4 separate regions of the Homo sapiens genome follow, and all the other regions are linked to region 4. Evidence: chromatin loops called from intact Hi-C (ENCODE). Cell type or tissue: Calu3. All regions are shown on one strand. Links, peaks and the distances in the headings refer to the core of each region. The heading gives the core; the rest is flanking DNA.

What was found. Peaks named below come from ENCODE experiments on the same cell type or tissue, not always from the same donor. Only the 100,000 strongest peaks of a DNase experiment are listed, where the experiment ranks them.
Region 1: a loop joins it to region 4, with 5 times the contacts of the local background. A loop is called at or near these places in 13 of 110 quality-filtered maps.
Region 2: it touches region 4 in a loop (14-fold over the local background); 8 of 110 quality-filtered maps call a loop at or near these places.
Region 3: it touches region 4 in a loop (5-fold over the local background); 8 of 110 quality-filtered maps call a loop at or near these places.

The regions. Positions count from the first base shown.
Region 1 is chr1:238,948,211-238,955,833 of GRCh38, reverse strand. No RefSeq gene overlaps it. Among named protein-coding and RNA genes, the nearest start is that of CHRM3, 430 kb to the left of the region's middle. In Calu3, for the core only: CTCF peaks have their summits at 2,173 and 3,789 (motif pointing right); a DNase peak (open chromatin) is centred at 3,833.
Region 2 is chr1:238,425,356-238,432,978 of GRCh38, reverse strand. LOC105373220 (a long non-coding RNA gene) reads right to left here. Exons shown (of 5, transcript XR_949308.3): 4 at 7,468-7,541. Among named protein-coding and RNA genes, the nearest start is that of LINC01139, 57 kb to the left of the region's middle. In Calu3, for the core only: no CTCF peak of the experiment used is centred there; no DNase peak of the experiment used is centred there.
Region 3 is chr1:238,248,566-238,256,188 of GRCh38, reverse strand. No RefSeq gene overlaps it. Among named protein-coding and RNA genes, the nearest start is that of LINC01139, 230 kb to the left of the region's middle. In Calu3, for the core only: a CTCF peak has its summit at 3,676 (motif pointing left); a DNase peak (open chromatin) is centred at 3,668.
Region 4 is chr1:237,848,326-237,855,948 of GRCh38, reverse strand. No RefSeq gene overlaps it. Among named protein-coding and RNA genes, the nearest start is that of ZP4, 39 kb to the left of the region's middle. RefSeq lists an enhancer at 1,004-1,565. In Calu3, for the core only: no CTCF peak of the experiment used is centred there; a DNase peak (open chromatin) is centred at 4,518.

The DNA of each region.
Region 1 (7,623 bases), core at 1,736-6,735, 1.1 Mb before region 4:
AGACAGAGATTAAAGTTTAGCAAAACTGCTGAAGGCAGAATTTGTAAGGCAGAATGTTGAAAAATCATGGTACCAAGAGTAAGCTCCAGAAATCAGCACCAGCATCCCCTTGACTCTTTCTGCGAATGCCTATCTACACCCACAGAAGGTAAAACTTCACAAGGACAGTTGGGGGTGGCAAAGAGGTGGGGATGCCAGGACTCTTTAAAGTGCTCAGTTCCCCAGTGTGCAACAGGCACTGGGAAATGTTTGAATTCTGGCTGGTGTGCCCTGCTAACCTTAAAAACAGGCTTCCGAGAGATCAAACTGATCTGCAAGTAACTTAATTGCCTACCGAAGCAAACTTCAAAATTCTGAAGGGAAAGAAACAAAATCCAAAGAACCAAAACTCTTTAAAGAGAGAAAACAAAATTTAACGGACAACAATGTAATAGTCAAAATATCACATATCTAATAAAAAATTGTTAAGCATAAAAACCAAAAAAAGTGACTGATTAGCATAGTATTTAGTCAATAAAAGCAGCAGTATTTCTAATTCTATCATCTATAAGATGAAAATGCCAGAGTATGTTCTAAGTGTGCTCAATATGTTCAAGGACGAAACTTAATTGTGACTAGAGTGAAATGAGAAAGGAGACCCATGAAAAACAAAAGAACTTCTAGTTCCTTCTATCTGCTTTCCTTTTATTCCATACATCTACATATTGCTCCCCTCCCCCAGTCACTTCTGTCTTATTTCTTAACTTCAAATACAATGTCTGAAATGGAAAATTCAGTGGATAGGATTCCAAATAGATTAGTCACCGTGGTGACAGTTGCATTGGTGTATACACACTGCTGTATACATTTGTAAAAACTTGCCAGAATGCAGACCTAAGTGGGTATACTTTATAATATGTAAGTTATATATCTCAACAAAATTGAATTTAAAAATAGTGTAAAAAAATAGCTGGAATGCAGGATCTGGATAGGGAGTGAGAATAGTGGAAAAAATATTAGGAATTACGTGTTAATTCAGATAATAAAGGATCTTGAATTTTATCTTAAAATTGTGGCACTTTATTCTGCTTTCAAGCTGCTGTAATATCAAATTCTCACATTTTGTCATTGAACATGCTACTCTATGAATCAGTTTATTATCGTATCATATAACCAGACACATAAGAGACTTATTCAAAAATCCAGATACGAACCAGAATTTTTCACAACGCTAAATTTGGTCTGATAACTGATGCTAGTTGTCTGAGGAATTAGCCCCTGTATGAAAGTCTACTCATGAAATTATTAGAAGGAACTCCATGAGCATAGCATAAATCAAATAGACTTTAGTACTCTGACTGGGGTATTTATAAGGTGAAGTGATAAATACTTCTTTTCTACATTTAGAAATATTATTTATGATCATATTCTTTAGGTGATTATGAACAAACAAAGGACGCTCCTTTTTCATTGCTCCATGATGATCATTCTCCAAATAACATGTTCTAAGGGTGACATAACTTTAAAATTTTCAAAGCATCTTCATATATACATTTATTAGTTTTAATTATACTAGTCATAGACAGTTATACTGGCTTTGTTTATATTAGCTTTGTTATAGCTTTGTTTTTGTTTTGTTTTATTTTGAGATGGAGTCTTGCTCTGTTGCCAGGCTGGAGTGCAGTGGCTCGATCTCGGCTCACTGCAACCTCCGCCTCCTGGGTTCAAGTGATTCTCCTGCCTTAGCCTCCCCAGCTGGAACTACAGGTGCACGCCACCACACACTGCTAATTTTTATATTTTTAATAGAGACAGGGTTTCACCATGTTGGCCAGGATGGTCTCAATCTCTTGACCTCATGATCTGCCACCGCAGCCTCCCAAAGTGCTGGGATTACAAGTGTGACCTAAAAGGTGAAGGAGAAGAGAAACAAAACTGACACTTACTGAACATTTATGATGTGTCAAGCAGTGTAATACAGAACCTCTACATGCTGTCTGAGTTTATCCACACAACACCCTTGAGAGATGAAGATTTATATCTCTGTTAATAGACGAAGAAACAGAGACTGTGGAGCAAATGTACAGGCAAGTAATAAATTAACAAAGAGCAAATGTTGGAATCCAAGTATCTGGCTTCAGAAATCTATTTTGCAAACGAGAACTGCCTTGTGAAAGTTCCTAAAGAGAATCTAACTTGAGTCCAGCATATTTCATTCCAAAGCAGCGTCCTTCACTGAGCACCTACTGGTCAAACTTGATATTAACCTACTAGTCATTAAAATTAGTTTTATAATATAACAAGCTTTAATCATTCTTAAACCTGTGATTAATTTTTACTTATTTGAATGTTAAAAAAGTAGCCATAAACATAAAATTTTATCGGGAACAAGACTGAAGCCAAACTTTTATATTGGTGATTTTTTTTTTTTTTTTTTTTGAGATGGCATCTCGCTCTGTCACCGTGGCTGGAGTGCAATGGCGTGATCTCGGCTCACTGCAACCTCCACCTCCCGGGTTCAGGCGATTCTCCTGCCTCAGCCTCCCGAGTAGCTGGGACTACAGGCGCCTGCCACCACGCCCAGCTAATTTTTATACTTTTAATAGAGACGGGGTTTCACCATGTTGGCCAGGATGGTCTCGATCTCTTGACCTTGTGATCCGCCCTCCTCGGCCTCCCAAAGTGCTGGGATTACAGGCGTGAGCCACCGCGCCCAGCCTATATTGTTGATTTTTAAGATGTTTAACATCTATTTTTTTCTATAGTTTGCAGATTTTCATAGACTGCATTCACAGAATCATTTTCTGACACAATCAACTCATTCTTTTATTTAACTTCTAACAATTGACTCTAGTTTCCTATTTTGAAACATGTCTGTCTTAATTATTGGCACATAGTATTGCTCTTTCTCCAGACATGCTGCTTTTTCTCATGTCGGGAAGCATTACAGCTTTCCCCCTAGAGTCTACAACATGAAATATTTGCTGAGAGTGATGTCTCTAATTTGATAGTCCAAGATTCCCCCGGGATGTAACTGGGGACTCATACGAAGGTGATTTTAAAACATTTTTAATGCCTAGAATGAATAAGATAAATACCTTTATAGCAAGATAGTACAAAATAGTCTTATAAAAAGTAGAGATACATTTAAAATTTTTGTGGGAATTAACAGGCAATTAACAGGGCTATTTTGTTCCCACTGTGCTCTCTACAATGAAAAGAATCATGGACCCAAATGAAACTTACAGAAGAAGCTTGTGATGTGGCTGAGCAATTTCCATTCTCTTTTAAAGAACAAAGCAATAGAGCTAGCTTTTCAACTACCAAATATATCCTTTTAAATAGAATTGAAAACACTTGATCTCTCACCATGACATTGAAATGCTCTTAATTTTTAAAACAACACATTAGGCTAATTAAGTCATGTTTAGAAATGTAGTTCCCTGTGATTAGACTTGTTCTCAAGTCAGTAACAGCTGACAGCACCATGCTGTTTATAATAAAGAGTAGAAAACAATGTTGGAACTGTGGATTTAACTAATACTTTTGAAATAATTTCTAATCAGTTGATGGATTGCATAAATCTAAAGTACTGCCTTCTTTCTCTTTGGTTTTATGGTTCATGGAATTTCAGAGAGTTAAAGAAGGTCAGACACATTCAGCTGTTTAAACAGGTGTAAAACCTCACCAGTTTATCTAAAAATTACCCCTATTTAGGCAAAACTCGTATCATTTCCTAGAATTTTGTTTGTGTGTGCGTCACCTCACCAAAGTGGTGCTCTTACAAATTAAATGGATTCAAGTATATTTTTCTTGTGAGTATTGATACTTTAGGCGATTTTGCCTGAAGAGGGCAGTGCTTCACCAATGGACGGAATCTCTAAGAGTAAAATTATGGAGACCGCAGTGACTACACTACAGAGAAAGGGCAATTACAGTAGATTACTTAATCAGCATACTTGAACAGATAGACGTTTTGCTTGCTATCAATATCTGTTTGATTATAGTAGCATATTGTTAATATGTCATCTTTACCTATCTTTGCCCAGCGGATAATGTCAGGAAATAAAGGACTGCAAATGTATTCAAAAACATACCTATGCTACATGAACATGTTTCTTAAATATAATATTCTTGCATGGACATAATAAAGTCACTATTTTTTTGCTAGCTGAAATCAGAGTTGTTTTCAGGGAAAGAATGGTCTTTTTAAAGGAAAATCCCTGCTGAGTCACTTAAAGGTGTAAGGTAACATGTGACTGTTTGGGTGTGAAGGAGGCTAGCAGAGGATGGTCAAACATTCTACCTAAGAAGAAAACAAAAAGGAATTGAGGGACATTGAGGGTACCTAGAGGCAGGAGAGAGTCTGGGGTCTGGTTGCTTAAAATTATTTAAATTAAATCTTACTAAGAGAGGAGAGTTCTAGATTTTAAATTATCACTGTAGTCTTGTGAGGTCTCTCTCCTACCTGCTATGAATTTCCACAGAAAATCTATTACGTTCAATTGGCTTGTGGGCTTGTCATTAAGGGTGAGTACAGACATCAATAGAAAAATCTTTTTCACATAGCAAATACATGAATAAATACGCGAATGAATTGATTATTATATTCAGATGCATTCTCTGTGACCACTGGTCATAATTACACAAGTTATGTTCTAATATTGAAAGACCATTCAGGTCCCAGAAATACCTAGGCCAGTTCATGTCTTCATTGAATGGCACCTGCTCGGCTTTTGTGAATTCTGAGATTTGCCTTTTGCAGTCTTCTACCTCTGTCTTTCCACTGAGCTGTCAGTCACACTTAGGCCTTTAGCTGTTCTATCTATTGGGTGGCCAGTGTTCTTCACTACACTGAAATTGCTGCTGTGAGTTGCGAAAATAGAAAGTGAAAGTTATTGAAAACCATGTCAAAGACTAGTAAAGAAGCTATGATTCAGGTCAGAGATTGTGTGTGATTCTGTAAGTAACTTAAATAAACTTCAGCGTGAGGTCTCTATTTTGGTTGCTCAGGTGACCACTGTCCTCTCTTTTGTTGTTTTTCTGATACGTTCTGTGCAATAGATATTACTAAATAAATAGGAGGATATTCTATGCGAGGATACCTTGGAATGATGAAACATCACATAAAAAGTGGAGAAAAAATTTAGTTATGAAAAGCTAAGGGAAGACGTCTAGCAGAAAGAAGACGATGAGAATGATTTACATAAATTAAAAAAGGTATTAGTAGTAATAAGTGCACTGGTATAAAATTTACTGCAGGTTAAAAGTATTTTTGAATGAACCATGTGAATATGATGAAAGATATATATGTATATATATAAAATGCAAGCTAACATATACAGAATTATTTAATGGGTGTTGAGAAATATTCTTTCCTGCAAAATGACACTTTGGATTATTTTTCTTGATATCATTGCCAAAATGAATGTTAAAAAGGAGTAAATTCAGTAAAAGTGAGCAGAACAACATATTAACATAAAGTCTCAAAAATAGTTCTGTGTGTGGGAGAGAAGATGGTTGCTCTAAACTTCATTAAGCCAATTGTTGAGGAGACATCTGGAATCTGATACTAGGGGATGCCAGAGCAATAAATGTGCATAGTGATTTTGTGTTAAAATGCAGCAGTCTAAATAGGGTTTGTCTGAATAAAATGCATTATTTAGTAATGCCATTGAGTTGCCTCCCCGGGCTCTTGTCGGTGTTGGAGAAGGATGTGAGACACAGGGAAAGGGTGAAGGGCGCAGTCTCCAGGAGAGCACAGAGACAAATAAGTGATGGGCAACCAAGGCCTGCTCCCCAAACTGGATCAGTCTAGATCCTACTTAGACAGCTGAGAAATTTGTTTTTTTCTTTCAGAATTATAAACTCACTGAGGGTAGCAATCATGTATACTCTCTATCCCCATTAACTAAAATAATGGCTATTCAGTAAAAAACTATTGAATTAATGGATAGTTTATTTGCCAAGAAATAAATTCTGTCAACTTTTTTTGGAAGCACATGTCATTCAGAATTCTATGTAGTAAGAGTTTAAAGAAAAATTCTTGTGAAATATCAAGAGGTTGATGCAACTGTGTATGTATGCATTGTTTCATTAAATGAACAATGAGGCCCTACTTTTAAAAAGGTGAATGAGACCCAGCAACTGCCTTCAAGAGTTGTAAAGTTCATTGGAGACAAGTTTTACATGAGTACATTTGCTTTTTGTCTGAGAACTTTATACCCACTGTTCCTTTAAATAATGTCAATTCATTTCTTATGTATGGGAAATGAAATCTTATATTCAATAATAGAGTAGATGTAAAAGTATATGTATTAAAATATCACACTTTACTCCACAAGTTTGTACAATTATTATGTGTTAGTTAAAATATTGTTTTAAATTTTTTTCTTGCAAAAAAATGCATATCCAAGGACACTTTTATAAACTTTTATTTTTACTTTTATATTATTGCCAAAGACCCCTCCACAATGATGGTTTGGGGCAACAACATGATATATGAAATATATTTTCTTGAAAGGTAAATCTAAGCAATGAAACTAGATTTATTTAAAAATCTTACATTGATGCCATAACCTTTTGTGATACCTCTGTCTCAATGACATGCTTTTTTTCAGCCCTGGTACTGTGCATCAAATATCTCATCTTTAAGGTACTTATAAGTTGAAATTCATGCATTATTTAAGTCTTGTATTTCATAAGCATTTAACAAGTGCCTGCTAGAGGCCAGGAACTGTTCTGTACAACAGTGATTGACTAAACAGAAAATACAACAATCTTGCACTCACAGAGCTTCTCTTCTAGCTCATTCTGAGCCTTATTTTTCTCCCTATACCATTTGCACAACCACTTTATGTCTGCTCCATGTATTTCTGCACCTGTGTAGCTTGTCCATAATGGTCAATTTCTTCCAGCCAGAGTCATTTTTCTTATTCCCAGGGATTTTTAAGACCTGTGTATCTTCAAAGCCATGATCAGCTCTTGGCCTAACTCTGGTTAACATTCTTAGTTTGTATGAGTTGGTCATTTCTACATTTGGGTGCTCTTGCCTTCATCAAAGAAAAGTACTTTTTTAAAAGGCCAGTTTTTGGTTGCTATTTCAAAGCAGGTCTTTCAAACATATACAAATGAATTTCTTTTAAAAAAAAGTATCATTAAAGATTGTGCTCAGCGTAAATCCCCCTGCCCCTGACTCTCACTCCAATGACAGACACCTTTGCTTTCTATTTTCTACATCCTTTGACTGTTTGAAGCTTCACAAGCAGGTATTACTTTTTCTATTCACAGAAAACAGTAAAGATATTAAAATTTTGAGGTAGCATCTAAGGATATGTGTTAAACAAATATATTTTCAAAAGAGATTTTCAAATAGTAAGTATAATTTATAAGAGCTTTTGAAAGAGTTCTAAGAAATTCACTTGAGTATTTCTTCTATAGAATATGGATGATAAGAAATATGTCACCAGCCTCATCTGCTGTATAATTAGAAAAACCATGAAAGACAGAAGTATTTATCCTCCATAATTTGATTGGAAATCTGAACTGTTCCCATTTTAGCATGAAATTTATTTGTTAATTTAATAAATTACTGCGAAAGTGGATGTTAAGTATAAAAGAAGAAATTTTTGTAGAGCACGATTC
Region 2 (7,623 bases), core at 1,157-6,156, 580 kb before region 4:
TTTTCTTTATGTTTGTATTATTGGGTTAATTTGAAAGCCTTGTCTTTGAGCTCTGAAATTCTTTCTTCTACTTGGTCTAGTCTATTATTACTACTTTCCACTACATTTTGTAATTCCCTAAATGTGTCTTTCATTTCCACAAGTTCTGATTGGTTTTTCTTTAAAATATCTATCTCTTTAGGAAAGGTTTCATTCATATCCTGAATTGCTTTTTAAATTTCTTCATGTTGGTTCTCACCTTTCTCTGGCATCTCTTTAAGTAACCTAATAATAAACGTTTTGAATTCTTTATCTAGTATTTCAAAGATTTCCTCTTGGTTTGCATCTATTACTGGGGACTTAGTGTATCTTTTGGGGATATTATAGAGCCCTGTTTTGTCATATTATCAGAATTGTTTTTCTGGTTTCTTTTCATTTTGGTAGACTATTTGTTCTAAATATTCTTGCATTCATTTTTTATTTAACTGTGTTTTTTGTTTAATTTCCTTCCTTCTTGCTTAAGGATGTGATTTTAATGGTTTTAGTTTATTGTAGCCTAATTTGACTCTTGATGCGTTCAGGGGTGAAGACTCTGTATGGGTCCCTTGGTTATAGAGAGTCTTCGTATGTTGGCTTTCTCAGATGCTGGTTGTGGTAGCAATGTGCTCAGTGTGTGAGCAATTTAATGGTCTCCTCCAAGGTTGGAATGGCAGAGATCACTTGAAGATTATCTTATTACCCTGTGGTGTGCACTTATTTATTGATTATTAGTTCAGTCTTTGGGTCAGTAGGGAAGGTGTCCTTGGGTAGAGACCAGATGTGGCTAAAGCAGATGGGAAATTGCAATACCCAATGGTGGACAGAGGTCCAAGCCTTGACAGAGGTGGCTGGGGGAGCTCTCAATGAAACACACTGAAGTCTTATGAGGGGGAACGGTGGGAGTCATCTCAGCTCCCCTGCCAGCCGAGCAACAAAGTGATCTACTTCCAAGACACACTCCTGACCCAGTGCTTCAGCAATTCAGATCGGACAGGCACCTCTTTTCATTTGCAGGAATGTTGATGTTCCAATAGAAAGGAATTGTGACTCTGCCCCTTGTGCAAGCTTGAACAAAGGGTAGAGTGACAATTCCTCTCTACTTGGAACATCACTTTTGTGGACCTGCAGTCACCCTGAAATGTTCCAGAAAGGCTGTCTATAGGTGCACCCATGCTGAGATCCCATGGGAGAAACTACAGCTGTGTCTGCAGTGGTGGATAAGAGGGAAGAGAAGTCCTCTTCTCCAAGATCCCTTGAGTCCAAGCCTACCTGACTTGGGGTAGAGCTGCAGACTTTGCCACAGAGCCCAGCACTGCACCTATGCCTCTGCTGAAATAAACTTCCCAATTGTGGAAAATTCTGGGACTCAAGGCCTGCTGTCTGGATTCTTTTTTCCCCAGAGGATGTTTCTTTGATATGGTGCATTCCCCCTTCCCCTAGGAGTGAGAGTCCCTGAGAGCCAGCCTACTGTGAATGCTGCTCCTCCTCTGGATCTAGCCACACAGTGGGGCTGCCACACTCCAGGCTGGTGCTGAAGAATGTCTGCTGGGGATCCAGTGATGTGACCTGTCCTCAAGTGTCCCAGTAGTGGGTACCAGCACCAGCTCTGATAGAGGTGGTAGGGGAGTGATGTAGGCTCTGTGATATTCCTTGGTTATAACCAGCCTTAGTGTGTTGGCTTTCTCAGATGCTGATTATAGTAAAGATCTGGTCACATGGACACACTGAGGACTTCCTAGTTAGCCACAGTGCTGCAGGCAATGGTGATGGCTGAGGTTACACACAAGTTTTCTCCTTCCTGAGTGTGGTGTTATTCTACCTAGAGATGCTGTAACGGACTATGTTGGTTGGCTTCCATCCAGAAAGTGGGACTTGCAAAAGAACACCAGCTGCAGTAGCCATGGTGGGACTTGTGCTTGCCTTATGCTACCCAGAGGGGTACTCTGTTTTCTGGGGTGATGGACAGGGCCATCAATTCCCAAAAGTTTCTGTCTTTTGTGTTAAGCTACTAGGGTGGAAGGAAGGCAAAGCCGGGTGGGGTCTGGGTCAGGCAGGTCCATGCTCCGGCTCTCCATCTACAGGACAAGCAGCAGCCCGTGAGGGGATTTGGGATGGGTTATCTACTCTCACCGCTTCTATTCAAAAACAGAAAAAAACAAAAACAAAAAAAAACAAGACACCTAGGCAAGAAATAGCATGATGAATGCAATGGTACCTCACATCTCAATACTAACATTGAATGTAAATGGTCTAAATGTTCCACTTAAAAGATACAGAACTGTGGAATGGATAAGAACTCACCAACCAACTATCTGCTGCCTTCAGGGGACTCACCTAACACTTAAGGACTCACATAAATTTAAAGTAGAGGGGTGAAAAGAGGTATTTCATGCAAATGGACACCAAAAGCCAGCAAGCGTAGCTATTCTTACATCAGACAAAAGAAACTTTAAAGCAACAGCAGTTAAAAGCAACAAAGAGGGATAGTACATAATGGTAAAAGGCCTTATCCAACAGGAAAATATCACAATCGTAAACGTATATGCACCTAACACTGGAGCCCCCAGATTTATAAAACAATTACTAATAGGACCTAAGAAATGAAATAACAACACAATAATAGTGGGGGACTTCAGTAATCCACTGACAGCACTAGACAGGTTATTAAGACAGAAAGTCAACAAAGAAACAATAGATTTAAACTATACCTTGGAAAAAATGGACTTAACAGATATATACAGAACAATTCATCCAACAACCACAGAATACACATTCTATTAAACAGTGCATGGAACTTTCTCCTAGATAGACCATATGATAGCCCATAAAATGACTCTCCATAAATTTGAGAAATTTGAATTATATTAAGCACTCTCTCAGACCACAGTGGAATAAAACTAGAAATGAACTCCAAAAGGAACTTTCAAAACGATGCAAATATATGGGAATTAAATAACCTGCTCCTGAATGAGCATTCAGTCAAAAACAAGATCAAGATGGAAATTAAAAAATTCTTTGAACTGAACAATAATGACACAACCTATCCAAACCTCTGGGAGGCAGCAAAGACGGTGCTAACAGGAAAGTTCATGGCCCTAAACACCTACATCAAAAAGACTGAAAGAGCACAAACTGACATGCTAAGGTCACACTTCAAGGAACTAGAGAAATAAGAACAAACCAAACCTAAATAAACCCAGCAGAAGAAAGGAAATAACCAAGATCAGAGCAGAAGTAAATGAAATTAAAACAAAAAAAATACGACAGATAAATGAAACAAAAAGCTGGTTTTTAGAAAAGATAAATAAAATTAATAGACTATTAGCAAGATTAACCAAGAAAAGAAGAGAGAAAATCCAAATAACCTCATTAAGAAATGAAACAGTAGGTATTACAACTGACACCACTGAAATACAAAAGATCATTCAAGGCAACTATGAACACCTTTACCCACATAAATCAGAAAACCTAGAAGAGATGGATAAACTCCTGGAAAAATACAACCCTCCTAGTTTAAATTAGGAAGAATTAGGTACTCCTGAACGGATCAATAACAAGCAGGGAGATTGAAATCGTAACTTAAAAATTACCAACAAAAAAAGTCCAGTACCAGACAGATTCACAGCAGAATTCTACCAGACATTCAAAGAAGAATTGGTACCAATCCTTTTGACGCTATTCCACAAGATAGGGAAAGAAAGAACCCTCCCTAATTATTTCTATGAAGCCAGCATCACCCAAAAACCAAAACCAGGAAAGGACATAACCAAAAAAGAAAACTACAGACCAATATTCTTGATGAACCTAGATGCTAAAATCCTTAATAAAATACTAGCTAACCAAATACAACAACATATCAGAAAGATAATCCACTCTGATCAAGTGGGAAGTGGGTTTCATACCAGGGATGCAGGGATGGTTTAACATACACAAGTCAATAAATGTAATACACCACATAAACATAATTAAAAATAAAAATCACATGATCATCTCAATAGATGCAGAAAAAGCATTCAACAAAATCCAGCATCCTTTATGATTAAATCTGTCAGCAAAATCAGCATACAAGGGACACACCTCAATGTAATAAAAGCCATCTACGACAAACCCACAGCCAACATAATACCGAATAGGGAAAAGTCGAAAGCATTCCCTCTGAGAACTGGGAACAAGACAAGGATGCCCATTCTCACCACTCTTATTCAACATAGTACTGGAAGTCCTAGCCAGAGCAATTGGACAAGAGAAAGAAATAAGGGCATCCAAATCAGTGAAGAGGAAGTCAAACTGTCACTGTTTGCTGACGATATGATCGTTTACCTTGAAAACCCCAAGGACTCCTCCAGAAAACTCCTAGAACTGATTAAAAAATTCAGCAGTTTCTAAATACAAGATTAATGTACACAAATTAGTAGCTATTCTATACACCAGCAGTGACCAAATGGAGAATCAAATCAAGAACTCAACCCCTTTTACAATAGCTGCAAAAAAAAAATTAATAAAATATTTAGGAATATACCTAACCAACAAGGCTAAAGACCTCTACAAGGAAAACTACAAAACACTGCTGAAAGAAATCATAGATGACACAAACAAATGGAAACACATCCCATGCTCATAGATGGGTGGAATCAATATTGTGAAAATGACCATACTGCCAAAAGCAGTATATAAGTTCAGTGCAATCCCCATCAAAATACAGCCATCATTTTTCACAGAATTAGAAAAAAAAATTGTTAAATTCATATGAAACCAAAAAAAAAAACCCCAAATAGCCAAGGCAATACTAAGCAAAAAGAAATCTGGAGGCATCACACTACCTGATTTCAAACTATACTATAAGGCCTTTGTCACCAAAACAGCATGGTATTGGTATAAAAATAGGCATATAGACCAATGGAGCAGAATAGAGAACATAGAAATAAAGCCAAATACTTACAGCCAAGTGATCTTTGACAAAGCAAACAAAAACATGAAGTGGGGAAAGGACACCCTATTCAACAAATGGTGCTGGGATAATTGGCAAGACACTGTAGGAGAATGAAACTGGATCCCCATCTCTAACCTTATACAAAAATCAACTCAAGATGGATTAAGGACTTAAACCTAAGACCTAAAACTGTAAAAGTTCTAGAAGATAACATTGGAAAAACCCTTCTAGACATTGGCTTAGGCAAGGACTTCATGACCAAGAACCCAAAAGCAAATGCAATAAAAACAAAGATAAATAGTTGGGACTTAATTAAACTAAAGAGCTTTTGCACAGCAAAAAGAACAGTCAGCAGAGGAAACAGATCTACAGAGTGGGAGAAAATCTTCACAATCTGTACGTCTGACAAATGACTAATATCCAGAATCTACAATGAACTTAAACAAATCAGTAAGAAAAAAACAAACAATCCCATCAAAAAGTGGGCTAAGGACATGAATAGACAATTCTCAAAAGAAGATATACAAATGGCCAACAAACATATGGAAAAATAATCAACATCACTAATGATTAGGGAGATGCAAATCAAAACCACAATGTGATACCATCTCACTCCTGCAAGAACGGCCAAAATCAAAAAATCAAAAAACAGTAGATGTTGGCATGGATGTGGTGAACAGGGAACACTTCTACACTGCTGGTGGGAATGTAAACTAGTACAACCACTAAGGAAAACAGTGTGGAGATTCCTTAAAGTGCTAAAAGTAGAACTACCATTTGATCCAGCCATCCCACTACTGGGTATCTACCCAGAGAAAAAGAAGTCATTATATAAAAAAGATACTTGCAGAAGCATGTTTATAGCAGCACAATTCACAATTGCAAAATTGTGGAACCAACCCAAATGCCCATTAATCGACGAGTGGATAAAGAAACTGTGTTATATTTATATATTGGAATACTAATCAGCCATAAAAAGGAATGAATTAACAGCATTTGCATCGACCCGGATAAGATTGGATACTATTATTCTAAGTGAAGTAACTCAGGAATGGAAAACCAAACATTGTTTGTTCTCACTGATGTGTGGGTGTTGAGCTATGAGGACGCAAAGGCATAAGAATGATACAATGGACTTTGGGGACTTGGGGAGAAGGGTGGGGGGGGCGATGGATAAAAGACTAAATAATATGGTGCAGTGTATACTGCTTGGGTGATGGGTGCACCAAAATCTCACAAATCACCACTAAAGAACTTACTCATGTAACCAAATACCACCTGTACCCCAAAACATGCAAAAATAAAGAAAATAAATAAATATCAAAAAAAAGTGCATTCATAAAACAAAAAAAGCCAGAGGTATAAAAAAATGCTCATTATCATTGACCATCAGGGAAAAGCAAGTTAAAACCACATCTGTTAGAATGGGCATTAATTAAAAAATGAAATGTAACAAGGGTTGGCAATGGTATGGAGAAAAGGGAACCCTTGTATACTGTCGGTGGGAATGTAAATGAACAAAGCCATAGGATGAAGGCTCCTCAGCCAACTACAAATAGAATTACTGCACAATCCAGTAATCCTGCTACTGGGTGTTTATCCAAAGGAATATACATCAAATCAGTATGCCAAAGAGATAACTGAACTCCTGTGGTCATTGCAATGTTATTCACAATAGCTAAGATATGGATGCAACCTAGGTGTCTATCATCAAATGAATGGATAAAGAAAATGTAGCATATATACACAATGGAATACTAGTTAGCATTGGAAAGGGGGAAAACCCTGTCTTTTGGGATAACATAGATGAACCCGGAGGTGAAATAGGCCAGGCACAGAAAGACAAATACTGCATGATCTTTCTCATATGTGAAATCTAAAAAAGTTGAACTCACACAAATAGGGAGTATAATGATGGTTACCAGAGGCTGGGGGAGAAGAATCAATGAGGAAGGGGAAGATGTTTATTAAAGGGTACAAAGTTTCAGTTAGTGAGGAGGAATAAGCTTTGGTGATCTATTTTACAGAATGGTGATTACTATAAATAATAATATGCTGCATATTTCAAAATTGCTGAAAGAGTAGACTTTAAATGTTTTCACTATAAAAAAGTAATGTTTGTGAAGTGATTAATTTGTTAATTAGCCAGATTTAATCTTTCCACATTGTAAACCCATATCTAATCATCACATTATACCCCATAAATATAGCTCATTATTATTTATCATTAAAAATAAAGTTTAAAAAATTAAATAAACCACAAAAGAACAAAAAGAGAAGAACTATGAAGTAGGAATTGATGTCTAGCAGAGGCAGGCTCATAGTCATTCAAACTAGAGCTTAATTCACCTGGAAAAAATACATAAATACCTTCTGCGGAATGCTTTCTCAAGAAAAGGCATTTACTTGTAATATTTTAAAACCAAAATGCTGAAAAGGTTCATGATTCTCACTCAGAAGTTCACTCAATATCCCCTTAAACCAGGACTCCAGAGTCCTTGATAATTACAATTACTCACCATCTGAAAACACTGGCATTGAATAGTCCTAAACCAAGTTTATTCTTCCTCATTTGAGTCACAAGGAAAACAACCTAAAAAGATGGAAACTATGAAGATATCACAAATTTTTTACAATGGTAAATGAAAATCTTCTTCATATCAAAAAGTTTATGT
Region 3 (7,623 bases), core at 1,369-6,368, 400 kb before region 4:
AATACAATTTTGCATGCTTATTCTATCACTCATTAGTATGAGTAAAGTATTATGATGTTATTGAAACTAAATTCTAAAGATACAAGACAGAGTAAAGGTAAAGGGATTTACGCTATGACACTTTTTCATTAGTAAATGCAATTATATAGTCAAGCCCTAACTAGTTCATATGACTCATGTTAGAATTAATAGGGAAAACTCTTTCTTTAATTCTCTTAGTTTATTATGTGGAGGATATTTTTATTTCATAGTCTTATTAAGTTCAGGCAGAATAACCACAACACCACATCACTGGCTCATTTACTGCCCAATTTAAAATTATTACTTCTATCAAATTTATATTCTTACATACAGGGAATTTAGCTTTCTTCTCTCATTACAAGAAAAAAGAGATATTTCAAAATAACATTTTTCTTTTCTACTATCCAAAAATCTCAAAATATATGAAAGAAAAAAGGATAGAGAGACACTAGCTGCTTCCACTGGCATTCATCTTTTTTTGGATTTGAACATTACTCATGAAGCTCATTTGCATTCAATAAAGAGTGACACATTCTCCTAAAAGGAACTGCCGTAACACAAAGAGCTACAATAAGCTCATTCCATGTAGAAAACCAAAGTCCCATTTTTCCTCAATACTCATCTACCGAACAAGGTCAGGAAAATGTTGAAAGCAATTTCACATTTATTTGTTCCAGATAAATGGTGAAATAAAATGTGACAGGAGTGAGAAAGACAGAATAGAAAAATCAGATGGAGTGAGACTGTCAAATCTCGGCTATATTTTCTATGTTCCGAGTATAAAGTAATTGTGGTTTTTTTCCTTGACATTTCACTCCATAATTAAACAGGTGTCTAATATTCAAATACAAACTTCCAATTTCCGAGATGATTTCTTTTCATATGTGGTTAACAGTTTGGGCGAGATGTATCATACATTTCATTCTTGCATATGATTTCCCCCCTGGGAGGAACTTACTTGTGTTATTCAGAGGCTCACAGTTACAAATGTCAGCCAAGGCTGTTTCAGTTGGTTACAACAAAATACAAAGAGCAGCACATTCCTGGGGCTCAGCCCCACGCATCAGGTTGGATTTCCTCTGCTGCACAATTATCTCCTATAAAACTGAGTCTTGGTCCATTACCTACATAGCCATGGGCCACACAGGACACACCATAATAAAGGTAATTCAACAGGCTCACTTAACAAATATTCATGAGTGTCTCCTATAAGGTAAGCACTGTGCTGAGTACTACTAGAAATGTGCCCATGGATAAGACAGATGGAACTTACATTCTAGGAAAAGATGGAAGGAAGGAAAGAAGGAAGAAACAAAGTAGCTACTTTGTGATCTAGAGAAGAAGGCACTGATGAGTGGCATGAGCATACAAATAAAGAACTGATGTGAATAATAGAAGGAGATTTCTCCTAGATAGAATGGTTAGCAAACATCTCTCTGAAAAAGGAATATTTACGCTGAAAACTGATGTTTGGAAATTAGTTAGCTATTGCCACTATTTTCATGACAGTTTACATTTTATACTCTATTAGTTCTTCGGATATTATATCTAGCGTGTCAAATAAAGCCAGGTCTTCTTCGTTGAGACAACACAAATTTGGAATGTGAGCACAGACTAGACGCATAATGAAGTTTAATTTGATTCATAAAAGGCAGTGTGCCTAGAAAATGAACATGATAAACAAGATAAAAGATTGTATTAATGCCTTTGGAAGACATTTGAAATGCTGATAAGAAGTAAACAAACAAATTGGAGGCTAACTACAAATATTTACTATGCAAATTTTGGTTGGTTTGCTTGAGTTGCCACAAAGATTAAATATCTTCAATATCCAGAAGGACACCCTACCTTTGGTGAGGCCTATTGGTCGCCTTTCCCCGTCCATTGTCCCTACCACCAGCTATAACGCCAGATTTCTATAGAGGATTTCATAATGTGTAGGAGAAATATATATTTTCTGATGTGAAACCCATGATCTAGGTGAGGCCAATTAGAGCACTCCACTCCCCCTGGACAAAAGTAAATTTAGGGTTAGCCCCATCATCTAAACGGATGCAATGAGTGAAGTTTGAGGACTTTTCTCTGTGTTTGGGAGCCCAGATGCTCACCCTCTTTATGACTGGTGTGATATGTAGCAGTGAAACAGAAACCACTGTAACTATTTTATTATATACGTGAAAAGAATACAAGAACAAGGGAAGAGCCTAGTGAATTGGAGATATGAGCTGGAGCCTTAATCAAACTACTCTGAAACTTGTACCACTTGTACACGTTTCAGTTATTAGTCTCTGAGTGGAGCCAACGATTTCTACGATTATTTAACACAACTGAGTTATGTTTGCTATTTAAAATGTCTTATCTGTATTCACGACCTAGCCTCTTGTTAGGAGTCTTCTCCATATTTAAACTAACTGTCCCTTCTGATAACTCTGGTTCCCCTGTGTAGCCAACTGGATTTTTTCTCCAGCTTTACACTTTATTTCCATCTCCGTGGCCTGTGAAGGTTATTAGACCCTCCTACCATAAGGAATTGCTCAGCGAGGCAGCATCATAACCCAAATGAATGAACAAACCAGGCTGATGCTCATGGACTCACTTGGGCCTCAGACTGCACATCCTCCGATCCTACAAGTTTTGAGACAAGTATTATAGTGAAAATGACTTAAAAAAATCTCTCCAAGAATATAACAGGATTGAAATCTGAATAAGATGACCTTGGCCTATTGCCATACGTTCTGAGTTTGCTATGATTTTTCTAGAAATGGGTTGTATTTTAGAAAATAAATTACCTCAAATCTAAAGATTTCAGGTTTGAAATTAAATCACTGCCTATGTCCTGTATGAATACAAACTTCAAACTAGCTTGAATCAGGTGTGTCTGTGGAGATGAGACTTTCTTCTAGCACCTGGTAGGATGATCGCTTCTGGACAAGTTCAATAATATATGGAATTATTCATGAAACCAACATTTATTAGCATTCCACTTTTCATCAAACACTATTCTGGATCTGATGAAGTCCATATCAAGAATAATACAAACTTGCCTCTTCTCTCCAGGAATCTATGTTATGGGAAGCACAAACGAGGTAAAATGTAATAATAGTGCAGTGTGGTAAAAGTGTTGCCTCACAGAGGCATCTGTCATATAAATGCACCAAATAAATATGGTACGTCTATATTGGTCACTAGATTATTTATTTCTTCACAGCAGCCTGAGATCCATTTATTTACTCAAAAGCCCACCAGTACCAAACTCAAATTTTCACACATCCAATTGTTTTAACTATCACCCAGTGAAGCAGATTTTTAGCCATTTAGAATCTGCCGGTTTCTTATATCCTGCAATACTACACCCAATATCTGCTACCCATACCCGTATCTCATACCCATGGATACGATAAAACCATGGGACTAGAGCAATTTCCAAACCACTGCTCCCCTTCGGAGCTTTCTGACTCAGAAGTGCCCTGCCAGGCTACTGAGCAACTTTGCCTAGATGCATAAACCTCCTCTTGATCCCCTCACCCCGAGGAGTCCCCTTCCCCCACTCCTTTTCTAGATGGTGGCTCCCACACCTTACCCTCTCGAGGTATCATGCTGGGAGGTACTTTCCCTGCCTTCATGCCTACTGAAGTAAAGTTCGTGCTTGCTGCTGCCACCTCCTGGCCACATATTTTTAATCGGCCCTGAAATCCTCTAAGTGACTTCCTCCAGCAGTTAATCACATTAAGATGAGAGAACATAGGAAAGTTGAGAGAACGGGTGAAATTACGATGGGTTTTCTGGAACTGAGGATTGAAAGCTAAGTAGGTGTTCTTCTGTCAAAGAAGGGGATAAGGACAATCACCGCAACGGGAACAGAATGTGCAAAGTTCTAAAAATATGGTACATTCTCCATATGACCCTAGAGGAATTCAGCGAGGCTGCATCCTGCATCAGAGGCAGGATGATGAGAAATGAGACCAGACAGGTTCACAGTAAGTAGGGCATGTACCTCATACCCAGGGGTTTTTATCATTCTGGCAGCAATGGAGGCATTTGAAGCAAGGGAGTGAGTGATCAGAATTGCATTTCAGAAAGATCAACCCGGCAGCAGTGCGGGAATCGTTTTGAGGAAAACAGTACTAGTAAAAGGTTGTACAAAAAAGAAGTCGTTATAATAATATCAGTAAGAAATTATGATGCCTTGGGCCAAGGTGTGATAGAAGCTATGAAAATTATATATATATATATATATATATATGCACACACATAGTTTATATATTTAGTTTATATTATATATCATTTATATGTATATTACATAGTTTATAATATATAGTTTATTATATATTATAATAAACTATATAAGTAATATTAGCATTAATAAACTATATTATATATCTTATATATAAAAAATATGTATATTTAAGAAAAGAACTAAAAGGATTTTTTCTAAAGAGGATGAAAGGATAACCTCCCAGAATGTGGACTGAGCAAATGAATGCATTATGGTGCATACATTGAAACTGAAATAGAGAATTCAGAAGAAGGCAGATGTATTTTTGTTGTTGGGGCAACATTAATTTCAACTTTGGACATGTTGGCTTTGAGGTCTTTGGAGCCATTCAAATTGAACTTACCATAAGACAGCTGACTAGAGCTGGGGATCCAATATTCAGAAAAGAGGTCTGGGTATGAGATAGAAATTTGGGTCCTGTGTTTGAGCAGTAGTTGAAGACAGATGTAATAGGAAGGTCCAAAAATAGTGATAAAATATATGAATCAAGGATGAATTCCTGGGGAACAAAGACATTGGATTAGTGACTCCAGGCAGAAGAACATGCAAAAAAGAGGTATTCAGGGAGAATGCTGTGTGGAAGTGAAGAGAGAAGAAGGACACAGGAAGAGGGCAGGAAGGGACAGTTTCCAAAAACTATTTACAAAGTCAAACAATTTAACAATTATAAGTTTAAATAATGGACTTCTGTTCTTTACTTGGAAGTATCAAAATTATTGGGATCTCATTATTGTCTTGGAGTTGTGCTGTCCACAATGTGCAGTGTGGTCCACATGCGCCGTGATTACCTAGGGTTGTGGTCTGAAATGCAGCTTCTGTATCTAGAAACTGTGAGTCAGTGGTCTAAGCTGGGGATCCAGAAATGCGGGTTTCTTGACTCTCCAGGCATAACTGTGCATGTTAATCCTACTTCCTCACAAGATTGAATTAAGAACTCTCTTAAAATGAGGAAAGCAACAGAAAACCAGGATTTAAGATACCAAAGCTCTTTAACCCTACTTTCTGCAAGGTACTCCGACTAAGATCATAGAAAATAGCTAACTGTAAAAGAAAGACCAACCTGGCCATCAGTTTCTGAGTCCTATTGTAAAGGTAATATGTTTGGAAAACAAAACAGATTCATTTTTGGAGCCATTTTCTCTATTTTTTAATGATCAAAAAAGACTCATAAAGTGATAATCTATGTTGACAATAAATAACAAAAGGAAATGAGAGCTTCAGCTATTCCAGTCAAGCGAGTAAAACTTAAAAGGCACACTAATTTTCAAATGTACAGAAATCCTTAAAATTTATCTTAAACTGTTTTTTTTTTTTGTTTTTTTTTTTGTTTTTTTTTTTTTTTTGAGAAAGTCTCGCTCTGTCACCCAGGCTGGAGTGCAATGGCGCGATCTCTGCTCACTGCAACTTCCGCCTCCTGGGTTCACGCCATTCTCCTGCCTCAGCCTCCCGAGTAGCTGGGACTACAGGCGCCCACCACCATGCCGGGCTAATTTTTTTGTATTTTTAGTAGAGACGGTTTTACCAGGTTAGCCAGGATGGTCTTGATCTCCTGACCTTGTGATCCGCCCACCTCGGCCTCCCAAAGTTAAACTGTTCTTTCTTAACATGATGGTTAAAGAAGAAATAAACCGTGGAATGACCAACTGCTATGATGGAAGTCACACAAGAAGCTTCATTAGGATTGGGACAACACCTGCCTGGGTTGTCACAGCATGCCAGTGCTTATGACAATGCCTGGTAGATAAGGTGCCCCATAAATATAGTTGTAATAAATGGGTTTATTAGTGTTCAAATACACATCTACTGTACGCCAACCCTTTGGCATTGAGAAATACATTTTACCTCTCTCAGCTAATTTCCCTGGAAGCTTGTTCTAACATCACATAGTACAGTGCGTGAAAAGTGACCTGCACAGCATAAGCAGTCCATATACGCGAGGCAGATTGGCCTTGAAGCTAAGGAGGCTTAAGTCAGGGCTCTTGCTTGCATCTACCCCTTCCAGGGCCCTGCATGAGGCCCTACCAATGAGTTAACATGGGTCCTATGTCTTTGTAATGTTCGCAAAAATAATAGTTTTATATTACTTGTATTTAGAAATGTCTCTTAAATGAGCTTTAGGGCCCACAAAACTTGTTGTTACCATGAATATATAATAGATATTATTACCAGCATGTGAGAAATAAATTATATATAACCTAGAGAAAGTTCTTTATACATAATTGGCTTGCAATAAATGTATTATTTTGTGTATTTTAAGTTGTTTATTTATAACATAACATGTTATGGCAAGGTTATATGGTGGATTATAAATACATCTAAAATAAGTTACAATAAAAATAAGTGGGAAAAGACATCAGAACAGAAGTTTTCTAACAGACGAATATATATCCATACACTTTTTAGCAGTCAAGGCAAAAAAGGAACTAAAATCCAGTACTCATTCAACAGTGTCTATAACACCGGGGCAGAATAACTGCTACGTAGAAACTCAACTATTTCCAGTGTGAAGTAAAATATTTATTCTAGGTATTTTTCTTTAAACGAAGACTACAAGTCAGTGAACAATATCTTCAGGATATGATTAGAGTATAATCAGCAACTGATATCATACAAATGTTAAAGCCCCCATAAGAAAAGTGTGATCACCATTATAGCCCTATCCTTTATGTGTTATAAATTACTTGTAGGCCGGGCATGGTGGCTCACGCCTGTAATCCCAGCACTTTGGGAGGCCGAGGAGGGCAGATCACTTGAGGTCAGGAGTTCAAGACCAGCCTGGCCAATATGGTGAAATCCTGTCTCTACTAAAAAATACAAAAATTAGCCAGGCGTGGTGGCAGGCGCCTGTAGTCCCAGCTACTCAGGAGCCTGAGTCAGGAGAATTGCTTGAACTGGGGAGGCAGAGGTTGCAGTGAGCCAAGATTGTGCCACTGCACTGCAGCCTGGACAAAAGAGCGAGACTCTATCTCCCAAAAAATTAAAAAATAAAAATAAAAATTTGTAAAAGGATGTGAAAAAAGAGAAACATTTATATGTAAATTTAGTGTTGAATAAAAATTTTGATTAGCTGAGCACGGTGGCACACACCTGTAGTCCCAGCTACTCAGGAGACTGCAGTAGGAAGACTGTTTGAGCCCAGGAGGTGGAGGCTGCAGTGAGCTGAGATTGCACCACAGCACTCCAGCCTGGGCAACAGAGCCAGATCCTCTTAAAAAAAAAAACAAAATTGATGGACGAGATAGGACCGCCGAGTTGATGATGGATAACAGGATAACATGCATTGTGAAATGGAGCTACATTTGGATGGTAATAATTATAGCTAAAAG
Region 4 (7,623 bases), core at 1,705-6,704:
AAAATGTGAATCCGAAAGAGCCAATCCTTCAAATGCATCCCAAGTGGCTAACTGATCCTAAATTAAAAATAGAGCTAAGTGGTCATTTGTTAACTAGGGATCACACAGGTACTGAGTTCCCTGAAAACCTGCACCTTTTTGTTATTAAGACTGTCAGCGTTCACCTAAATCAACCAATCACAGCTCACCTACCTTGGCCAATCAGGACTCAGCTGTATCACCCAATTAGGATTCAGCTGTATTGACCAATCAAAACGAAGCAAGTTTCAAGTCTTCATTGCATACATGGACCTGATTGGAAGCCCAGGTGGGAACTTTTGTTATAAAACCAGGGCCTTGTTTTTTTTTTTTTTTCCTCTGGAACACCCCTTCGTTTTACACTTAAGGCTGCAAACTCTTCGCTGGAATAGTTTCTTTTCTCCATGTTTTTTTTCAGGGAACTTGAGTTCACAGTGTTTACAAAGTCTTCAGTAGTGTATAGCAATATCCCAGGCCTTCAAATTCACTCACCACTCCTCACTGACTCACCCAGAGCAACTTCCAGTTCTGTAAACTCCATTCATGGTAAGTGTCCTAGACAGATGTACCGTTTTCTATCTTTTGTAATGTATGTATTTTTTTACTATACCTTTTCTATGTTTAGATATACAAATACCATTGTGTTACAGTTGCTTACGGCGTTTGGTATAGTAACATGGGGCACAGGTTTGTAGCCTAGGAGCTAAATGGCTATACGCCTAACCGAGGCGTGCTGTAAGCTACAGCATCTGCGTTTGTTTGCACGGTGGTGAAATCGCCTAAGGACTCATTTCTCAGAACGTATTAAGTTATGGATGACTGCATAGCGATTAGAACAGGGCACTGGAAATGCAATCGACACATATACTATGAGCCCTTTTTATTTTCTATTATTTCACAAGTGGCGCAACCCTTTCTTAGGTCTTCTATCTGATCTACTCGTTTCCAGCTGAAGTTTAGAAAGATAACAAGTGATTCCCCACAGTGTTTAATGCTACTCTGGGTGTTATCAATGATTTCAAAGAACATTGAAAAATTTTCCAAAATCATTTGAACCTGCTTTCTCAAGTATGTGGCACACATTTGAACCATTAAGAGGAGTCATCAGTTGGGGAGGAATGTATGTCTTATTAAGGCTAACAGTGGTGAGATGTCCCTCTCATAAAGCATTAGGAAAGTTTGCTTAAACCACGATACGCATTTTGCCACGGTTCCATGGAAGCAAGTGACTGTCTGAAACTTCAGCCATTGACTCTGAATGCCCTTCACAGTGGGAAGCTGGATGATTTCAAAACCTGGGTGATGGAGGTAGTGAAGGAATGCTTTCTACAAAACAGAATGTTGGCCGGGGTGTGTGGCTCACGCCTGTAATCTTAGCACTTTGGGAGGCCAAGGCAGGCAAATCAGTTGAGGTCAGGAGTTCGAGACCAGCCTGGCCAACATGGTGAAACCCCGTCTCTACTAAAAATTAGCTGGGTGTGATGGCTCCCAGCTACTCGGGAGGCCGAGGCAAGATAATCACTTGAATCTGGGAGGCGGAGGTTGCAGTGGGCTGAGATCGTGCCACTGCACTCCAGCCCGGACGACAAGGCAAGACTCTATCGCAAACAAACAAACAAACCGGAATGTATTTGGGAGAATAATTTCCTTCGGCAATGTAGGAAATTATTGCAGCCTTCTGAAGTGGCTTGAATGTGATTCAACCGAGCATTTTCAAATCTTTTCAGTGTAACAAAAGTAATTTAGGTCTACATTTAAATGTGAGAAGTCCTAGAGGGCAGGCAGTTGATTTATATACTTATCACATTGTGGCTAATCATGTACTTGAAAAGCAAGAGAAAATTACATGAAGTAAGACATGCAAGTATGTAAAGGCCAGGGTGTCTTCAGAAATCAATTACTTGACTCTGGTTAAAAATCACACCGATGCTAACACAGGAGAAGGTTCATATTCAGATGTAGAGAAAACATGACCTTCACAATCTGAGCTAACAAAAGAGCACTGTGTATTGACCTGAGGCAAAACAATCCTCTAGCCTGGAAGAAATAGGAGCTAGTAACCTAATAAACTATAGGCACATGGTTGTAGTTCCATCAGCTGTGATTTCTCTACCCCTGAGGATGTTTTTAGGAAGAGTGCAACATATTAGGACAATGTCGTGGGGGTATGAGCTTCAAATGATTCAGTCTAAAGCCATAAAAAAAGTTCAAATGTATTGCAATTTCTGGAGGAGGATAAGCTTTATAGTATCTCTCTATGCTGTTTCTATTATAAGACAATGACAGCTTGGTTGAAGTTGATATTCTAGATAATGCTGTGTGGTGTTGGTGGGGGTGTGAGAAAGGCAGGAGGTTCTTCACTGAATGGATGTTTCAGTGAGGCAGGTGGCATGCATTGAAGACACAAGGTTGGTGGTAGGACAGAAATTAGAAAGGAACATTTGTGAGACTAATGCTGTTTAAATAGTACAAGAAGCGAAGACAGAAGGTAAAGTGTTGATGGAGGATAGCCAAGGTCAAAGCATTAAGAAACAATGGCAATTCAGAAAGTTTACTTTAGAGGCTGGAAGCAATATATTGACAAGAAGGTTATGCTAAAAGGACATTTGTATGAATGAGGGATGTAACTGCAAGCTGTGGATATATTTGGCTGCAACTCAATAAAAATGATTATGGATAAGAAAAGAAAGACATTTTATTCCCTGATCCAATAGTGACTCAAGTTTAACACTGGCAGCTCTGGAGTTGAAGATGTGGCAAAAAGTTTAGGATGAGCCTGACAGAAACAAGAAAAAGATGCAGGGAGGGAAGGTCCTTTGGGATGTATCTAAAAAGAAAAGCAGCCTACCAACACTTTTATTTATTATTATTTTTTGAGATAGAGTCTTGCTGTGTTACCCAGGCTGGAGTGCAGTGGCATGATCTTGGCTCATTGCAACCTCTGTCTCCGAGGTTCAAGCAATTCTCTTGCCTCAGCCTCTTGAGTAACTGGGATTACAGTTGCCTGCCACCACGTCGAGCTAATTTTTTGTATTTTTAGTAGAGATGGGGTTTCACCATATTGGCCAGGCTGGTCTCGAACCCCAACCTCAGGTGATCCACCTGCCTTGGCCTCCCAAAGTGCTGGGATTACAGGCATGAGCCACAGCTAACATATTTAAACTGTGATCCATTTCCTTCTTTACATTCTCATAAGGGACATTTTAAAAATAATTGCTTCATAATTGATTTGGGTACATTAGGTGGAAGACATGCAAATAATATGGAAGAGAAATTCCAGTTAAGGAACAAAAGAGAAGCTTTTAGAGGTTATCGGTTTCCAGGAAGCAAGTAAAATGATAAATGAATAGAAAAGACCATAAACTTCCTGTGCCAAAGGAAAGCGTCATCTCGAACACACACCATTTATTTCAAGCCCATTGTGAAGACAGCTAGAATGTAATCTCAAACCCTAACCATAATTAGATTTTGCAAAATGTTTAACTACTAAATCAACTAAAAGCACCAAGGAGAATCAATGTATTTGATTTACCATGTTTGAAACATGGATACAGACTACTAAAAAGTCTGTATGGCAAAGACTAATATTTACCGAGCATTGTTCGCGTACATACTAATATTGGTAGCTTTACCATTTAATTCTCATGACATGCAATGAGGTAAGATAATATCATCATTCTACAGAGATGGAAACTGAGATTTAAATGGGTTAGGAAATGTGCCATATTCTGTTGACCCCCGTTTCCAAAGTACCCAGCCTGGTGTCCAATAGAAAGGTATTTAGTAACTCTCTGCTAAATGAATATATTAAGTAGTGATACCTAGAATCACACCTGAAATACCTAATGCAATGCTAAGTCTTTGAGGTCTCTGCTCTATTGCTTATTACTAATACGACTGAGATGCAGTTTGAAGTGTGAATATCATAACATGAACAATCTTCAGCTGCCACCAAGACAAGCCACCTCCTTTCTTCAGTACTTTGATGGATAATCAAATGGAATATCTACCAGAATAATCCAAACAGCTATGGAGAGAGTACATAAAACTTGCAATTTAGCCCTTCCCTCTTTTCCCAACCAAAAATTAGTATCTAACTTCAAGATAGACTTAAAAAATTAGAGGAAATATACTTTAATGAAGTAGCAGCAAACCCCCAAATTTATGAATAAATTAAACTCCAAGGTATTCAACATTCAGGTAGTCATCACAGTGTTGATTTTTACTTTTTTTTAGGGCAAAAGGGTGGGGGAGAAAATTATGCTTATAGGAGATGAGTGAATGAAGCCACTTCAGAAAAGTTTTAAAATATGAGCTGAGAAACAATAAAATCAGAGTTGTGGCAAGGAGATATCCTGTCCATATTCATTTACCATCTCCTTCAAGTAAGCAGTCAACTTGTCTCAATGTGGTGCAACACGGTTGTATAATAATTATATTAGGAACAGAATGCTGATAGATACTGGAAGTGATGTCAAAGCAGCCTCACGAGTGCTCCACTGGCGCCCCCTGCTGTCTCCTCTGTAGTCATGCTATGTATCTTTAGCTCTGTTGAATTGCTTTTCCCTGGCCGATAATGCCTTTTCCCATGGTGTTAATTAGGTTGCAAAGCTCCACTACCAACACTGAAACAACTTCAGTAGAACGCAGAATTCCAAGAGAACTGTGACCCAGTTTTTATGGTCGTGTCTTTATAAGGAAAAGCCCCAAGATACTTAGGAGTTAATCCACAGCCTCATGAAGAGTAAACCAAGGCCATTCCAATGGGTGGTGCCTGGCAAGAGAGCCAAAACACCAGTCGACCAGAAAACATTTTTGTAAGATAGAGCTGGAAATTCTACTTGCATCACAAACTCAAATGGCAAGTCGTTTGTTCCTTTAACATATATTGAGCATCTATAACTTATTGAAAATTATTCTAAGCATTGCTGGATACAAGCAGAATAAAGTGGTAACATTGACTTTCAGGAGTTCACCTTCTCATAAAAAAGGTTTGCTCAAAAAAACTTTCTGGCTTGGCACAGTGGCTCACACCTGTAATCCCAGCACTTTGAGAGGCCAAGGTGGGTGGATCACCTGAGGTCAGGAGTTTGTGACCAGCCTGGCAAACATGGTGAAACCCCATCTATACTGAAAATACAAAAATTAGCCAGGTGTGGTGGTGCACACCTGTAATCCCAGCTACTCGGGAGGCTGAGGCAGGAGAATTGTTTGAACCCAGGAGGTGGAGGTTGCAGTGGGCCAAGATCATGCCACTGCACTCCAACCTGGGCAATGGAGCGAGACTCCATCTCAAAAAAAAAAAAAAGCAAAACAAAAACTTTCATTAAAGTAATATTTACAAATCTATACACAGAACCGTAGAGAGGGAATTTGTTCTTGGTGTAATGGTATGTAATGGTAGGTGACAGCCCTGATCATCTTCCCAGGGAAAACAAAAATACTAAAAATACAAAAAGCAACTTTGGTTTAAATAACTGTTTTTATTAAAGTCTAACATACATACAGAAACATGTGCAAATAATTGCATAGTCAGGTTATCACAAATGAACACACCTGTATAGCAACCACTCAAATCAACAAATGTAACCCTACTGGCATTTCAAAAGCCAGCCTATGCTTCTCTGTGCTTCTAGTCACAAACCCCTCCTTCCACCAAGCTGACTTTAAAGGTAATTTTTGCCTGTTGAGAATCACACAATATTTCTTTTGTTACATCTGACATCTTTCGCTCCACTGTGAGACTCATCCATATTGTTTTATGTGCAGTCGTTTGGTTTTTATTGGTGTATAGCATTCTATCGTATGAATATAGCACATGAAAAGAGTTTACTTGTCTGCTCAATTGTAGGATGTTTTCCTGCAGTGTTTAGCTATTACGAATAACACACCTATGAAAATTATTACATGCATCTTTTGTTGTACCTATATACACTTGGGTATATCTACCTAATGTTGGAATTTCTGGATCACATGGCATCTAAAGGATAACCTTTAGTAGACACTACCACAGAGAACTATCAACTTATTAAAAACCTTTGATGCATTGGCAAGAATGTAAGAAGTAGTTGAGGTTAAAAAAAGTTCCCTTCCCCTCCCTCTCTCTCATCCTCCCTCCCTCTCCTCTTCAATAATTCAACCTAAAAACCATTAGGTGGAGTGTCTAGATGAGGAGGAGGCAGTGGTAGTGGCCCAGTGTGGAATATAGGAACCCCAGAGGAGTGAGGAGGGCATCACCCACGGGGGGAGTGAGAGTGAAGGTGTGGGCAACCCAGCGAGGGCTGCTGAGTGAGCAGAAGGGCGTCTGCCCCAGAAGGGGGTATTGGCAGTCGTAACTGGCTGTGAGGTGACTGCTTAGGGGAGAGCAACCCAGCGCAGGTGAGGGGTCAGAGACTGAAGACAGGAATGTATTCAAATAGAAGATGGTGTGGCTATCGGAGATTAGTTACACAGAAGGACTGTTGGCTCAAAAAGTAAATCTACTGAGGATAAAAGGGATCTAGGTGTCTAACTATTGGAGAAGGGAGTTACAGATTTGAAAATGGAGAAACTGGAATGAACTCTGTGGTGTCAGATTGGAGTCGGAGGGTTCAGTGTCAATCCATGGTTTTTAATATATAGAGATAAATATAGATAGAACTGTGCATTTTATATCTTGAGCTTTGTCCGCTATGAATGAACATTGTTTTGCTTCCTTCTTCTCCATCCGGATGCCTTCTATTTTTTTTCTTGCCTAATTTTCCTGGCTAGGAGATCTAGTATAAATTTGAATAGAAGTAGCTAGAGCAGACATTTTTGTTTTGTTCTTAGAGTTAGGGGGAAAGCATTCGTCTTTCACCATTAAGTGTGAAGTTAGTTGGGGGATATTTGTAGATGCCGTTATCAGATTGAAGTAGTTCTCTGTTTCTTCTTTGTTGAGTTTTTATTATCAAAGAGTATTGGATTTTGTTAACCTTTTGTGACATGTGTGATATTATAAAATGTACATATGGTCTTCAACCCCATTTCCTGTTTCCTGATACACAACTCATAAAATCCTTAGAATCATCAAAGTCATGACTTTTCATATGCTAATGATTGACTGTTGGCTGCAGCCCATAGGTAGCTCCAAGTGGGACTGGTCACTGGAAAGACCAAGGCATGAGTAGAAGGTGGGACTTTTAGCCTCACTGGCCAACCTCCAGGGAGTGGGGAAGAAGGCTAAAAGTTAAGTTGATCGCCAGTGGCCAATGATTTAGTCAATCATGCCTATATAATGAAGCCTCCATAAAAGCCCGAAAGGACAGAGTTTGGAGGAGCTTCCAGAAAGCTGAATATTTGCCCAAGGAGGCCATGGAAGCTTCACAACCCTTCCCCCATGCCTCGCCCTATGCATCTCTTCATCTCTATCCTTTGTAATATCCTTTATAATAAACCAATACATTTAGGTGTTTCCTTGAATTCCATGAGCCACTCAGCAAATCAGTCAAAACTGAAGAGGGGCCGGGCGCGGTGGCTCACGCCTGTAATCCCAGCACTTTGGGAGGCGAAGGCGGGCGGATCACAAGGTCAGGAGATCAAGACCTTCCTGGCCAACACGGTGAAACCCCATCTCTACTAAAAATA